Linked DNA regions of Homo sapiens: region 2 is linked to region 1. The links are chromatin loops, found by intact Hi-C in ENCODE. Cell type or tissue: Calu3. All regions are shown on one strand. Each heading gives the region's core, and the rest is flanking DNA. Links, peaks and the distances in the headings are about the cores only.

What was found. Peaks named below come from ENCODE experiments on the same cell type or tissue, not always from the same donor. Only the 100,000 strongest peaks of a DNase experiment are listed, where the experiment ranks them.
Region 2: it touches region 1 in a loop (4-fold over the local background); 4 of 110 quality-filtered maps call a loop at or near these places.

What each region holds. Positions count from the first base shown.
Region 1 is chrX:3,024,917-3,027,736 of GRCh38, reverse strand. It overlaps ARSH (arylsulfatase family member H), which reads right to left. Exons shown (of 9, transcript NM_001011719.2): 7 at 262-424. Among named protein-coding and RNA genes, the nearest start is that of ARSF, 15 kb to the left of the region's middle. In Calu3, for the core only: no CTCF peak of the experiment used is centred there; a DNase peak (open chromatin) is centred at 1,446.
Region 2 is chrX:2,897,056-2,899,875 of GRCh38, reverse strand. No RefSeq gene overlaps it. Among named protein-coding and RNA genes, the nearest start is that of ARSD-AS1, 6.4 kb to the left of the region's middle. RefSeq lists enhancers at 1,223-2,018, 2,019-2,814. In Calu3, for the core only: no CTCF peak of the experiment used is centred there; DNase peaks (open chromatin) are centred at 795, 1,565 and 2,025.

The sequences.
Region 1 (2,820 bases), core at 35-2,534:
GAGAATCAGATCCCATCCATGAGAACAGTCAAACACACACAGGCATAAGTGTAATATGACAAAGGATATTAAGGTATACTCTAAGAAGAAAACAAAATATTCCACCACGCACCAAGGGGAGAAAGACATCTGGCCCTATGGGCAGAATATTGATAATTAAGTAATATACTATGTACATACACACACACATAGAATTATCAAGTATATCCACTTATGTTCAAATATATCACCCTAGGTTAGGAGCAAACACTGTTTCCATACCTGTCCTGGGACAAGATCCCTCCGCCTATATAAGACAGCGTCGGATAGATGTCCATTAAGCTGGTGGGCTCATTGATCACTCTCCCAGCCTCCAAGACTGACGGCCACCGGAATATCCCTGGCACACGGATACCTCCTTCCCATCCTCCCATTCCTTTGCCACCTAAAACCAAAGATTACGACACAACCAAAGATGAGTTAAAACCCAACCATATTGGCCGGGCACGGTGGCTCACGCCTGTAATCCCAGCACTTTGGGGGGCCGAGGTGGGCGGATCACTTGAGGTCAGGAGTTCAAGACCAGCCTGGCCAACATGGTGAAACCCCGTCTCTGCTAAAAATACAAAACCATTAGCTGGGCATGGTGGTGGGCGCCTGTAATCCAAGCTACGTGGGAGGCTGAGGCAGGAGAATCGCTTAAACCCAGGAGGCGAAGGTTGTGGTGAGCCGAGATCACGCCACTGCACTCCATGGTGGTGCATGCCTGTAGTCCCACCTACTCGGGAGGCTGAAGTCGGGGGATCAGAGACGAGGAAGTGGAGATTGCAGTGAGCTGAGATTGTGCCACTGCACTCCAGCCTCGGTGACAGGGTGAGACTCTGTCTCCAAAAAATAAAAAAGAAAAAGAAAAAGAAAAGAAAAATACAGGTTTTATCCACATTATAATGATCCTTGAGGAACAAGCTAAAAAACTTTACCCCGTGATTTCCCATATAGAGGAAGAAAGAGAGGAGTGTGAGTAGAAAAATGGCCAGAGGCAGAGTTGAGAATCACTTCTTAGACAAAAGTCCCCTTGGGTGTTTCTGAGCACAAAACAAAAATGAAGCCCTTGCCGTAAGATCAATCATGAGACTGAGGCGGTTGTTACAGAATAGAAAAATGGCCCTATGCCAAATGCCAGTGTCAAGACCATATGTCTAGACTCTTTAAGAAAAAATAGGAACCTCTCTGGAGGAAAAGGTCTCTTCCTATGTGAAATTTTCATTGAATGTCTTCTACGTGCGCACCTGTCTGACAGGCAGCATTACAAAGAAACACAAAACCGGAAGCCTCTAGCAGAAAATGAGGTAAAATTCACTGCTGACACATTCACTGATCTAACCAGTCTAACCAGTGTTGAAAGGCAGCTCAGCTTCTTGGCACCATTCTTTTTTTATTTTTATTTTTTTTAATTAAGACACTGTCTCCTTCTGTCACCCAGACTGGAGTGCAGTGGCGCAATCATAGCTCACTGCAGCTTCCAACTCCTGGGCTCAAGCGAGCCTCCCTCCTGAGCCTCCCAAGTAGCACCATTCTTTATTATAAGAAAAACTCGACAAGCTCACTGAACCAAATCTATGTGCTTTTAACATACAATCATAAAGCCATCCTGATGTTTTCTTCATCGTATTTAATAACCTGTATCTTTGTGGGGCAGAGCTGCGAGGTGTAACTAGACTAGAACAAAACCCATTGCTTACCCAGGAGATCTAAATCTCTCTATCCATTGAATTCATCGCTTCACAGGAAGCACCCTGAGAAACAGGCATCCTGTCCCAAAGCCTGAGAAATGCTCACAACAATTTTGCCAGTCCTATTCCAGGGTTATGTGTGCTTTTTAAGGACAGGGGCTTTACACTCACACATACTCATGCAATTATAATAATTATTATAATATATAATAGGTACAGTTGTTAGAATCATCATGACTGTAATAATCACACTTCGTTAGATGGCATATATATGGTGACTCAGATCTGTTCCTCACTTTTTCTACTAGGTTTAGCACCAATTTAGTCTTTGCTAATTAACAGTTATGACTACAGCAAGTCCACATGACAAGCCAGAGGAGGTGAATGCTTTCAGGAGCTCACTTCTATTAATTTACAATATATAATCCAGTATCCACAATCCTATATATATACAATGAATATAGTGAATATATATATAGGATTATGTGTAATATATAATGAATATAGTGAGTACATATAGTGAATATGTGTAGGGTTATGTATACTCTATACAGTGAATATATAGAATTCTATATACTATATATAATTAATATGTGACTATAGACATAGTAAATATATATAGTATTATATATTATATTATATATACTGAATATATAAAATTATATATAATGATCTATACAATAAATATAGTAAATATATAGAATTATGTGTGTATATATAATGAATATAATGACTATATATACATAGTGAATGTGTACAGGATTATGTATATTATATGTAGTAAATATGTAAAATTACATGTATTATATATAATGAATATAGCGAATATATATAGGATTATATGTGTTATGTGTAATGAATATAGTAACTATATATACATAGTGACTATATATAGGATTATATATCACATATGATGAATATATATGATTCTATATTATATTACATACAATTAATACGGTGAATTTATATACATAGTGATTATACCTCCAGGAAAATACATATATAAGACACACACACACAGAACTTTTTAATGAAATATAAGGAAGTTCAAACATTCTGATTTTATAATGATGACGATTTTGATACCCTTTTAGTTTTTTTGTTTTAC
Region 2 (2,820 bases), core at 64-2,563, 130 kb after region 1:
AGGTTAAAGGTCATCTCCAGGCTGAATACCTCACCCTCTGTCCTTGGCCTCCACGTCACCCCATGCCACTATCATGCTATCCATTAAAAAAAAAAAAAAAAAAAAATCACATTCCCTTAGACCATCGTGAGAACCTGGAACAGAAGGATGACATGTTTTCTTCTTTGTTTTCAGAAACCATAGCACATTCCCCACCCAGAGAACATGCTCAAAAGGAAAAAAAAGAAGATTCAGAAGTGTTCATCTTCTTTTTTATATTTTTTTAAATTTAAAAACCTCAACTTTCCTCCATACCTGTAAGACCTATGACATGAGCAGACATGCTTTAAAGGTAGAGGTTCTGGCTGGCTTAGAAGCACCCAGGATTTCTGCAGAAAACCTCACTGGGGCTTTTAAAAAATACATTCTTTAAAACTTTCTTGTATGGCTCTTTGCTTTTGTTTTTTATTTTGTTTTGTTTTGTTTTTGGAGACAGGGTTCCGCTCTGTTGCCCAGGCTGGGGTGCTGTGGTACAATCACAGCTCACTGCAGCCTCCAACTCCCAGGCTTAAGCGATCCTCCAGCCTTAACCTCCAGAGTAGCTGAGGCAAGAGACGCAAGCCACCATGCCCGACTAATTTTTCTTTTATGTATAGAGATGGGGTCTCCTATGTCGCCCAGGCTGGTCTCCAACACCTGGGCACAAGCAATCCTCCACTTTGGCCTCCCAAAGTGCTGGGATTATGGCTCCTTGAGAGTTAGGTTCCCTTTGAGTCAAACTGTGGCAGGCCAGGCTTCCATTAGCAGCCGGAGCAACCAGTTTTTCCACTAACGCTTTATTATAATTCTGATGATGCACAAGTTAAACACGTCATACCAGGGCTCACTGAAGATTAAGCGTCTAGAGAAAACTTCCCAGACCCCAGACCCTAGTTAAAGATTAGACAGGAACCGAATGAAATACTCCCGCTCGTAGGTGCAATCCTACACGTGGGCATAGAGCTTAAAATGCATAGAAACCCTGGAAAAAACTTGTCACTTTGAGCTGACCTGGTGAGTTAATCTGACCTTCTCCCTGTAACCCGTTGGAGAAATAAATCCCCTTCTCCCCAGTCTGTCTGCACCTCATTGTTGAGCCCCAAGAACAAGCAGCCAGCACTCGTTCATTCGTCCGGGAGCAAAACCTTTGTTAAAGAAAAAACTATTCAGTGATACTAGGTTGGTAATTGCAGTTATTACTTTTGCACGAACCTCGTACTTGGGAAAGCATCACCAAAAAGATAACGAAGACATTATCCAGGCTTATCGTGTGAAGTACAGGGACCACTGCAATGGCGGTTCACAGTGCAGGAGAGGCTGGGCTCAGCTTCCAATATGAACACAGCAAGGGCAAGTGGGAATGTACAGCCACGGGGGCAGGCAGCGGGTGTACAGATGGCAAAGCACTAAAAGGAAACATCAGAGGTGAAGCGGGTCCTGGCTAAACCAACCTGGCTTGTTAAAGCCAGCCAAGGGGGTTAAACATCAACCAGGGGTGGTGGACGACGAGGAACATGATATCAAGAATGGTGGCTTCTCGCCAAACTGACTTAGCCGGTACTTTGCTGAAATCTAATTCTATAAGGAAACGCACCACCGGGCCTGGGAGGGGCTTCAGGAGCCTGGCTACGGTTTGGCCAGGCAGAGACTTTTTGTCACATCTCCTTCTCACCTAAAGGTGTCCGCGGTGAATTCTTGCATCATTTCCTTTTCATGCATTTCCCCAGTCATGTGTTGCAAACCTAACCCTGAAAATACCAAGTATGCAGCCGGTCTGTGAGCTGAGGGAATATGCAGAGACCTGCAGAGAAGCAGCATTGTCTGCAGATTTAAAGAGGAAGGAAGCAGGACTCGGATAAGGAGGGGGCCAGCCAGAGGGGTGGAGGAGAGCTGACTTACAGCTGCCCTGCAGAGGGCCTACCTTTATCTTGGGGGATGCCTTCAAGTCCGGTCTTTGACTCTTGTTCAAGATAAGGGCTGGGATTTATGACGCGCTAGTTACAGTTCAAACCTCCCCCCTGACCCCAGAGTCTGTTTCTTTACTTAAGGTTTGCACATTTGCAAGTGGCCTAACCAGTTAGACAGCCTGGATGCACTGAATGAGCGGAGTGGCAACCGCCTCCCCTACCTCCTCAAATGTCTGGTTTGAGGCCCCCTGAAACCAAGATTCCTCTCACTGTCCTTCGTGTGCCAACCATGAGACAGAACAAATGAGACCCTGGGAAGCTCCTGCCCGGGATGTCTCCGAAGCTCCAACGCTGGCTGCATGCTCTTTCTCTCCTCGCACTCTCTCACAATCTTACACGAAATGAGCATGCTGTGTGGGGGCTGGGAAGTCCACTCAAATATCCAAACTAGAAACTGGCCGAGTGCAGTGGCTCATGCTTATCATCCCAGCACTTTGGGACACCGAGGTGGAAGGATCACTCAAGCCCAGGAGTGCGAGACGAGCCTGGCCAACACAGTGGGACCCCGTCTGTACAAAAAATATAAAATCAGGCAAGCGTGGTGGTGCACACCTGTGGTCTCAGCTACTTGGAAGGCTGAGGTGGGAGGATCTCTAGAGCCTGGGACGTCAAGGCTGCAGTGAGCTGTGATTGCACCACTGTACTCCAGCCTGGGTGACAGTCTCAAAAAAAAAAAAAAAAAAGAAAAGAAAAGAAAAACTTTGCGGGAAATTTTTCATATATTGACCTATTAGAAATCCAACTTCATGTTCCGTGAATGGAAAACCCTGCACCAAAATTAACTCAAAGTGGATCAGAGACCCAAATGTAAGTGCGATCTCTATAACATGTGCAG